2 separate regions of the Homo sapiens genome follow, and region 1 is linked to region 2. Evidence: read pairs that join two places in POLR2A ChIA-PET (ENCODE). Cell type or tissue: endothelial cell of umbilical vein. All regions are shown on one strand. Links, peaks and the distances in the headings refer to the core of each region. The heading gives the core; the rest is flanking DNA. Region 1 overlaps LINC02497 (long intergenic non-protein coding RNA 2497). Region 2 has its middle 320 kb from the start of PCDH7.

The links. ChIA-PET counts read pairs that join two places held together with the same protein. Peaks named below come from ENCODE experiments on the same cell type or tissue, not always from the same donor. Only the 100,000 strongest peaks of a DNase experiment are listed, where the experiment ranks them.
Region 1: POLR2A ChIA-PET joins it to region 2 with 5 read pairs; 1 of 35 experiments calls an interaction of 5 or more read pairs at or near these places.

The regions. Positions count from the first base shown.
Region 1 is chr4:31,180,520-31,185,902 of GRCh38, forward strand. The region is part of intron 2 of LINC02497 (long intergenic non-protein coding RNA 2497); the gene reads left to right. Among named protein-coding and RNA genes, the nearest start is that of LINC02497, 12 kb to the left of the region's middle. In endothelial cell of umbilical vein, for the core only: no CTCF peak of the experiment used is centred there; a DNase peak (open chromatin) is centred at 2,952.
Region 2 is chr4:30,395,025-30,400,407 of GRCh38, forward strand. No RefSeq gene overlaps it. Among named protein-coding and RNA genes, the nearest start is that of PCDH7, 320 kb to the right of the region's middle. In endothelial cell of umbilical vein, for the core only: no CTCF peak of the experiment used is centred there; DNase peaks (open chromatin) are centred at 2,087 and 3,187; H3K27ac peaks cover 1,604 bases.

The DNA.
Region 1 (5,383 bases), core at 165-5,164, 790 kb after region 2:
AATAAAATGAAGAATACATAAAATGCATGTCAGTATGCTAATCTCTTCTTGATGGTTGATCATGATGTTGCTTTAAGCTTCTTGTCAACTGACAGGAAGAAGAAAATAGATCAAGTCTAGATGTTCATAATATCTCTAATACAAAAATGAACTACCGGCTCAAAGGAAACATAACTACTCTGCAAAAGTCCAGAAGCACATTCCTTGTGGGTGCTGATAAAAAGAATAAGGTCTAACCCAGTGAAACACGGTTTCACTAAATAATTGCCCCATCTTTCATCAGCAATTTCTTATGAGGTCCTTTAATTTGGGCAACAGCATATTACCTAAGTGTAATTCAGCAACACAATTCTTGGTCAGGGGTCATAGACCTGGCAAATCCAGAAACAGGATAGAACCACTTGTAATAATCTTCCCTCTCCCCTTTGCACACTCAACATTATGAATGAGAATAATAGACACAGGAAATGTACAAGCAAATCTGTGTGGACTCCCAGTTGGCAACACATTTGGTCAGTTTTGGTGGCTTTATTGCTTCTAAAGTTTTCAAGGTCTCAACAAGCTAATATTTTTCTTAGTTCTGTGCTGGTGGGATTTCAGTATGCATGAAAGAACACTTAAAAAACATATTTGAGACAGAACACAGACCATAGATTCAAATATTATCAGAACAAACTAGGGTTGTCATTTAACTTACAATTTTTTAAAATTTACTTTCCTATTAATATCTCCTAAAAATCAAAGATTTCGGCCAGGTGTGGTGGCTCATGCCTGTAGTCCTAGCCCTTTGGGAGGCCGAGGCAGGTGGATCACAAGGTCGGGAGTTTGAGTCCAGCCTGGCCAACATGGTGAAACCCCGTCTCTACTAAAAATATGAAAAAATTAGCTGGGTGTGGTGGCGGGCTTCTGTAATCCCAGCTACTCAGGAGGCTGAGGCAGACAGTTGCTTGAACCCGGGAGGCGGAGGTTGCAGTGAGCCGAGATCGCGCCACTGCACTCCAGACTAGGCGACAGAGAGACACTTCGTCTCAAAAAAAAAAAAAATCAAATATTTCAGTCAGAAATATCCTGCTGAGCAGTAATGTGTCAAAAGATTACCTTTGGTCCTTGCCACTGACTTTTATGTCTATAAGTAATTAAATATTTAGGGAGTTAATTTATTTCCAACCATTAATTTTCATCTCAGGTTAAGTGGTTTGTCTGTTTGACTTCATTTCAAATTACCGGGACCTGAACTTAGACATCACTTAACAAAAGATAAAAATCTTAAGGGTCCAGGAGCCCCAATTATTCTTCTCTTCTACAGAGGTGACGTTTCAGGCTGTATAAAGAACAGCTTTTAAATATAACCTTTGAATCTTCCATGAGACACGTCAAGACAAAAGCAGACATCATTTATAAGATTAGAGAGATATCCTATTGTTTTTTGAAATAGCATTCATTTTCATATAATATGTGTATTATGTCTAACACTTTAAAATGATCTTTAAGTTTCATTTTTGTTTATTTGTATGGATTGTTCCTTTGAAAAATGTCATCAGTTGTTCACTTTACCATACAATGAACTCGACTTTTTAAAATTAAAACATTGTCAACTCTTTTGCTTATTTCCAAATTCACCTCGAAAACACTAACAAAAAAATTGAACATTTTAGATGAGATCTATGATTTGGTTAGCTTAGCAATTTAGATATGTGAATAGAAGCATGCATATTACTTTCAAAAGGTCACCAAAATTACAGGTGCAAAAATGCAGGTGCAAGTAATTAACCTCTTGAGCAAGCTATTGGCTGATTGCAGGTGCAATTAGTGAAACAGGAAAAAAGAAGGGATGGTCTTGTTGAAATTTAACCTCAAATTGTATGAGTTGTCAAACTACATTGTAAACACTTAAACTTGCTAAAATTTGGCTTTTGTAGCATTTGTCTTTTTTTTAATGGTAAAGAAATATTGTTTAAAAAATATCATGGCTATTTTTTAATAGTCTTCCTTTCAAATAAAATTTTAAATCCTTGAGAACAATGTCTCTCTATACCTGATCATAAGGCAAGTTGAAAAAAGAGTATAATTTGATACCTGGATCATTGCTTAATACCATGTTGAGAAAATCAGACTCAATAGACAAAACTCGTTTCTCACTTTTCCCAATCTCCTATAGTCAACTATTTGTTTTTCAAATGAAAATAACAATACAGGGACTTCCTAAAAGAGCAAAGCTGTGTAAATGGTTATCTATCCCCTTTCCTTCTAGGAATTAAAAAAAAAAAAAATCATTTGGTTGGGCGCGGTGGCTCACACCTGTAATCCTAGCACTTTGGGAGGCTGAGGTGGCTGAGGTAGGCGGATCACCTGAGATCTGGAGTTCCAGACCAACCTGACCAACATGGATAAACCCTGTCTCTACTAAAAACACAAAATTAGCTGGACATGCATTCCCAGCTACTTGGGAGGCTGAGGCAGCAGAATCGCTTGCCCCGGGGAGGGGGATGCTGCGGTGAGCCGAGATTGCGCCATTGCACTCCAGCCTGGGAAACAAGAATGAAACTCCATCTTTAAAAAAAAAAAAAAAAAAAATTAAACAAAACTAGAAAAAGATATATAATTCACAGACTTCAAAATAAAGCCTACTGCTAAGTAGGGCAAAAATGTGGAGCAAGATTTAATAAAAGTGAATTAAAAACATGAAGAGTGGGGAAAGCATGAAGATCTCAGAATATGCCAGCAAAACACACTTCCTGAATTTGAGGGCATGATCATGAAGTGAAAACACTAAATGTCGTGTAGACAATAATAGCGGAGGAAACTGAGGTAAAGAGGATCAGAAGGAAAAGGCTTCCTGGGCACAAAGTAATAGGAAAGGAGGAGGCAGAGCTCTGTGCAGTACAACTAAGTAACATTTGCAAGATGTTTCTTTGGCAAACCAAAAGCAGCTTTGTTTCAGGAAGTCTGGAAGGTGACCCTGCTGTTCAGCTTTTCCATATACTGTATGGGATTCTTCTGAAAAGGGCTAGTCAAGGAAAAGACAACTCATTTAATGAAGAGTACTAAGAAAAGTAAGTGTTGCAGGACTTTTACTTATTCAGCTAAAGACTGGGTTCTTTGTTCCACAGCCACGAAAATTCAGGCTCGCAGACAATTTAAATGGTGAGTGAGACATGGTTTTATTGGGTGAAAAGGAAGAAAAGGGGGAAACAGGGACTCTTGCGAGACCAGGGTCTCTCCGCTAGAGCACTTCCTGCCAGCAGCTTGAATCCCAGTTTCCACACATAAGAAAAAGAGGTGCCAGGCTCCTCCCTACTGCAAGCGACGTGAACTTCCTAAGGCTCCACCTCAGTGGGCAGGCTGGTTGGAGTTTCTCCAGGGACCACCTCCCACCTGGCTGTCTCAGTAGCAAGCACAGCATCAACACAAAGGTATAGTAAGTGAAAAAAGGATGTAGAATTATCAAAAAGGCAACACCATCTCACTCAAAATTTGTTTTAAGAGAGTAAATGAAAATTACAAACTAATATTTCACGAAGAATTAAAAAAATAATAATTAGCTCTTTGAAGAAAAACCAAGCAGCAAAGATGCAAAATCTCAAGAATGTGATGCTAGATAACAGTGTGTCCAGAATTGGTGGGTTCTTGGTCTCACTGACTTCAATAATGAAGCCGCAGACCCTCATGTGAGTGTTACAATTCTTGAAGGTGGTGCGTCAGGAGTTTGTTCCTTCTGATGTTTGGATATGTTCGTAGTTTTTTCCTTCTGGTGGGTTCGTGGTCTCACTGGCCTCCGGAGTGAAGTTGCAGATCTTCGCACTGAGTGTTACAGCTCATAAAGGCAGTGCAGACCCAATGAGTGAGCAGCAGCAAGATTTATTGCAAAGCCTGAAAAAACAAAGGTGCCACATGGTGGAAGAGAACTTCAGCAGGTTGCCACTGTTGGCTCTGGCAGCCTGCTTTTATTCCCTTATCTGGCCCCACCCACATCCTGCCGATTGGTTCATTCTACAGAGAGCTGATTGGTCCGTTTTGACAGGATGCTGATTGGTGTGTTTACAATCTCTGAGCTAGACACAAAAGTTCTCCAAGTCCCCACTAGATTAGCTAGACACAGAGCACTGATTGGTGCATTTACAAACCTTGAGCTAGACACAGAGTGCTGATTGGTGTATTTACGATCCCTTAGCTAGACATAAAGGTTCTCCAAGTCCCCACTAGATTAGCTAGACACAGAGCACTGATTGGTGCATTTACAAACCTTGAGCTAGACACAGGGTGCTGATTGATTTGTTTACAAACCTTGAGATAGACACAGAGTGCTGACTGGTGTATTTACAATCCCTTAGCTAGACATAAAGGTTCTCCAAGTCCCCACTAGACTCAGGAGCTCAGCTGGCTTCACCTAGTGGATCCCGCTCCGGGGCTGCAGGTGGAGCTGCCCACCAGTCCCGCGCCGTGAGCCTGCACTCCTCAGCCCTTGGGTGGTCGACAGGCCTGGGCACCATGAAGCAGGGGGCGGCACTCGTTGGGGAGCCTCCGGCTGTTCAGGAGCCCACGGCGGGGCGGAGGCTGGGGCATGGTGGGCTGCAGGTCCCGAGCCCTGCCCCATGGTGGGGCAGCTGTGGCCCAGCGAGAATTCAAGTGCAGCGCCAGCGGGCTGGCACTGCTGGGGGACCGGGGCACCCTCTGCCGCTGCTGGCCCAGGTGCTAAGCCCCTCACTGCCTGGGGCCGGCGGCACCAGCTGGCTGGCCACTCTGAGTGTGTGGCCCGCTGAGCCCACACCCACCTGGAATTCATGCTGGCCCGTGAGCGCCATGCGCAGCCTGGGTTCCCACCTGCGCCTCTCCCTCCACACCTCCCTGCAAGCAGAGGGAGCCGGCTCCAGTCTCGGCCAGCCCAGAGAGGGGCTCCCACAGGGCAGCAGCAGGCTGAAGGGCTCCTCAAGCGTGGCCAGAGTGGACGCCAAGGCCAAGGAGGCACCGAGAGTGAGCAAGGGCTGCGAGGGCTGCCAGCACGCTGTCACCTCTCAATAGGATGAGATGAAACAAAAGTGGTAACGTTGCGATGAAAGGTAAGAAACAAACTCATTACAAAAATAAAGTGAAGGATTGAGGAGCATGAAGAAAAATTGTAATACAGGTTGAAAAGAAATAAAAAGTGCTGTAACAAAGGGAGCGAGAAGAAAAAACATAGTGACAGGAGATAAAGGAGGTTCAACATAAGCACAACTGTAGTACCCAGATTAAAAAACAAAAATATGATTTAATTATAGTTTGCTTAGAGTGTAAAAATATGTGAGGATAAAACTGATGATGTATTTCAAGAAAAACAAAACAAAACTTTAAAAGCATATTGTGAGGATAGACCACGTGTGAGGAATAATTGACACAGAATGGT
Region 2 (5,383 bases), core at 203-5,202:
TATACTTATCTGCAAAGTTATGTGCATTTGTTTTTCTGTCTTAAAAAAATGAAAATATCTTGAAGTCATTATTTCGTAGGTTATTATTAGAGAAGCACAACAGTGAGGAAATTCTGGCTGTTTAAAATATATGATATGATAGCAATTTACCCAGGACATTTACTTTTATTAAGACCTGTGGCTTCACTTTCTTAATATCTTTAGGGCTGAAATTGTTTTAGGTATTAGGAGGAGATAGCAGTGGCAGCAACATTTTGGAATTTATCATGAGTCTATCTAAAGTACTTTTCTCCAGTTCATTGCCTACGTAAAAAAGATAAAGGCCTCTGAAAAAAGCTTTGGAGTGCAGATTTTAGTATAAAATTTACAAATTATGCCAGGCACAATGGCTCATGCCTGTAATCCCCGCACTTTGGGAGGCCAAGGTGTGGGCGGGTCACCTGAGGTCAGGGGTTTGAAACCAGCCTGGCCAACATGGCAAAACCTCGTCTCTACTAAAAATACAAAAATTAGCTGAGTGTGGTGGCATGTGCCTGTAATCCCAGCTACTCCAGAGGCTGAAGCAAGAGAATCCCTTGAACCCAGGAGGCAGAAGTTGCAGTGAGCTGAGATCATGCCACTGTACTCCAGCCTGGGAGATAGAGTGAGACTCTGTTTCCAAAAATAAAATAAAATAAAATAAAATTTTAAAAATAAAATTTACAAATTAGTTGAATTAGCAAAATCCATTCAATATTATAAATTGGTTCTCTCAAGTGCATGGTCCAGTGCATCATAAAGTGCATCACCAATGGGTTATGTGCAGTATTTTCCATGGGCTGGGTTATACACAAATTTTTCAATTATCAGAAAAGTTCTAGTAAGTTAAAATGTATTTGTAAGTCTCCAGAATTTGAGAAAGAATAGTCCTTTTAACAGTGTTTGCATTAAACAATCAGTTTGGCCATTTGCCTTATCATACTGCTCAGCTTAGACATCAAATATAGCTGATTAATGCAGTGAATTGACCAGCTGTGTGACTGAACTAACCAAAGAAGCTATCCATTTAATGTGAAATATGTGCAGTTTAACTGTCATGTAATTCATTAGTTCCATTATTTTGTTTATGCCCTGGGAGCTCTCTGACCTTCTCTGCTCTGAGAGATAGCACACTCGACAACTAAATAAGCTTGAGGCATCATGATTATAAACGGCTTTAATACATAAATTCATTGTCAAAGCAAACAGGTAATTACAGAGAATCCAAGTTGCTTTTCTCTCTTTCTTTCTTTTCTTTCTTTCATCCTTTTTTTTTTAAACTTTCTCCAGTGGAAGCAGGCAAATAGCTTATGGTGTTAATGATTCAGGTTACTAATTTTCTTTGGGCAAATATTGTTGACATGAAATAGTACTTTTGAATATTGGAGGGCAGAAAGACAGTTTCCAAGCCAAAAAGGTTTTTATATACAAGGATTATGGATATGACACTAGATAGCCTCATTAGTACTGGCCTTGTACTCAGATAGGCACATGAACACTGCAGAAAAGTAGGGAAAAAAAACACAGGCTTTGAGTCTGACAGAGCTAGTCCTCACATTTTAACCAATTTTATTTTATTTGACTCTAAACAAATGCTGTGAAGTGTAAAGGTAAGGTGTCTTTCTCACATGGGATAAGGAAACTCATATTCAGAATGAATACGTGGCTTGCTAATAATCATATAAATAATAAATATCAGAGCCATGACTAGTACCCAGATGTTTTTATTATTAATTTATTGCTCTTTCCTTCCACTAAACAGTAAGAAATCTTTCATAATTCACTTGCAAATGATCAAAGTGTCAATTTAAACAAAAGTAATCCCGTGCCCAAATAGTTGGTAAGTAGGAGGTTGACTGGTTTTATGTAATCAGGAAGTAGAAGTGACTTCTGGTATTGCTGGATCCAGAAATTCAAACAATAAGCAACTGGTTATGCAATCTCTTCCTCTCTCATCATACTTGTTTACTAGCACTTCCTCCTTTCCCTGTTTATCTCCATATGTTGGCCTCATTCTTTATTATTTCTGACAAATGCTTCTTACCTGGCAACAATTATGACAATTTCAAATCAATATTCTTTACAGGCTTATGCCCCTCCTCACTGCTGCCTCCCCATCCCTTTTTCTTTCTCCTCCTCCTTTGTCTTTGTCTCCAATTCCTGGCTTAGATCACAGGTCAATCTGCAGATTCATCAAGGATCCCAGTGAAGAGGTACCTTCATTGTTCAGACGTGAGTCACATTTAATACCCTAGCCAAAGAAAATTTGACCAGAAATCTTAGGAAAATCACATGAAGAAGTGTGGTGATTCTGTCCAGACACAAACATAAAATGTTGCTCAATTATATCATGTTGTCCAATAAAGAATAGTCATAAGAACTTTCATGGAATTAATATGGCATACCAGTGCATCAAATGCTGGCATTTTAACAGAAGTGAATAAATTGGGACTAAAAGGACTTTTCCACATCCGTTCGACATCTAAAAAGAATAGTTGCTAACTAATTTCAATCACACCTGCAAGTGAGTCTGGAGCACTTTAACCAATACATTCTGTCACGGACAAGGAAAATGTTTTTTTCTGGTTAAAAGGAGCTTTGGGTAAAGCGTGGTCCTTTAAATACAGATTCTCAGACTCAGAGTAACAGCAGAATTCCATTCATAGCTTCACACTACAAGTAAAGTTATCAAAAGAAAGGTGGTATTTTGAGTTTTGTCTGCCTTTGTTCTGTCTTCATGATTTAAAACTGGAACAGGAAAATAGAGCTCTGTTATTCATTAGGCTCCTGTAAATCCCCAAGAAGATCATTGACTCTTGTCTTTAAAATTTAAAATTATTAAGTCATAACAGGATTGAGATATACTAGTTTCTCATATTATTGGGTAGTTTTTCTTGCTTTTTCTTTTTAAGTTCAAAAGTGATTTTGAAAGCTTCCTTCTACATAGAAACTACGATTGTTGTCTCAGTATTTTCCTTACTCACTTGAAAGAGAGGGCTCTAAGAAGGAAAAGTAAGGAGGAAAGACATAGCATTTCATCCTAAGCAACCATCCATCAAAGCTGCTCTTAGTTTTACAGGCTTGTTCTCCCAAGGTAGAATGATGGTTAAGATTATAATTGTGTAGTGTCCCTGAAGACACAGCCTGAATAAATTAAGTTTTCAAGCATAAAGAAGATATTTTATTCTCCCAAAGGACACAGGCTTTTCACCACTCCCAAGAGAAATCTAGCTGTTAACTACAGTGCTCACAAATTACTTAAATAAAAGAGGTTTCCTTAGTAACCAAAGTTAAGTCCTAGCAACATTCATATTTACAGGCAAACCATTAACAAAAACAGATTCTCAGATATTATTAATTTTATAAGAGCATTTATACTATATTTGGATTGGTATAGCTTCATTCCTGTTCAGGAAGTAAGCGGTGATATTGCCAGGAGAAACAATACATTTTAAAAGAAAATAAATTCTTTATGCATACATTTTATGTTTTCACAAAGTGCCACTGACATAATGATCTTTGATAAGCACTAAGAAAACACTGAAAATAATAAATAATGGATTCTTGCTACAGATTAGCTTACTTATATTGATAAAATTTGCCAGTAGTTTTAAAAACTAGCCAGAGACTTCTTTCATATATGGTGCTAAATGCTGAGGGAAAAGACAGTTACTGAAAGACATCTGCTTTAAATAAAAACAAATTTGAGCCCTAAATATTACTTTCGGGCAAATTTTAGTCATGGGTAAGTTTACATTGCTTTAAGGAAAAATCTGGGTAAAACTTCCCACATTTTATATTGCACATTTTAAAATGCTTGGCTTTAATATTGCTAAAATAAAATCTTGAATTCTTATTTCAAACAACATTTTTTATTGCATTCACAAATGCATTTATGTTATTTTACAATTACAGTACAGTACTCAGGTGTTGCAAATCAAACTATTTTTTCTAGAACTTTATTCAAATGAACCGAACATATAAGCCTTCATTTCTTCCTGTAGAGAAAAATCTCTAAAACTTTATCTTGCCAAGGACATGAAAACAATCCCAATTTTAAGAGTGATCAATTCAGATATCAAATTGATTCAACTCAAGTTTATTCATTTTTCATTTCTCCTGGCTTCCTTGGGGTTTTCTAAGTCTGTGGCCAGGAGTGGTACATATGTCTTATTCTGGCATTAAAGAGTTGTACAGTTGTACCACGACTGAGTCTTATCCACTGACCTCTACCCATAGTGCATTTTTGTTTTATCTGCTCTGATTTATTAGGCAGTATGACAACTGTGGTTTGTGTCCATGGATTGACGAGTGGCCATCAGCTTCAAAGTCAGCCACACACTCTGAATCCTTGTCTCAAATGATACCTTCTGGATCTACCAGCTCACAGCAACTTTTCATTTACTCCTTCTTACCCCATAGGGATATATGAGGCTCTGAGCTTTGCCTGACACACATCTACCTACATACCTTTCACATGGCGTGTCAATGCTCAGCTTGTATTATCCTGAGCTGTACTCAGAGTAACTAGTCACAAATAGGACTGTTATCAGATTGTCTAATTAACCTGTATAAGGACATAGACTCTCTCCTTGATCAAATATTAGCTCTCTGAGCCCTCTGTTTCACTAGCCCTCAACCTTGACCCTCATCCTGTCTTTGGCCTGCCCAGCTCAGTCTTCACAAAGAATCTCAATTATTCATACCCTGACACCACTCTTGATATCTTATCAAGTTCTTCATCCCCTAACTTTGATGTCTAGGTCTTTGGCCTGGCTTCAGCAAGAATCTTGTTAGACAAGTTTAGCAAAAATTACCCTACTCTTAAAGTCTCTTCTCTGTAATTTTTTATCCACTGATCATCCTCTCAGTCTTTAGCTACATATGTCCCTATTTGTCCTTACTTTTTTCAGAGTTGAACCCAATCTCCTGCTTATTGCAGTAGAGTTGACCCCTATTGTAATCATTTTGAATAAAGCCTTCTTTACCATTTTAACAAGTGTATGAATATTTTTCCTTTAACATCATCCTACCCACTCTCCCCACCAGCCCCACAGCAACCGTAAGTAATAGGTCTTCAATTCATTTATATTTAAAACAGATGTCTTTCAATAGCTCTCTTTTTCTACAAATTTTGCTTCTGTTTATCTCTCTTATTACACAGTCTTCCAGGGTAAAGGCAGGACTTTGAAGTTCAGTCTACATGTTTTGTGAAACTATTGGTATTAGTGTTGGCTTGACGAAACCTCTACGTTCAGTATGCTACGCTGGCTCATTTGTGGTAGACGATTTAAGTGAGACCAAGAGACAAAAAAAGGGAGTACTTTCTACCTTCTACTGAAGAGTGGAGCGATTACAGTTAACA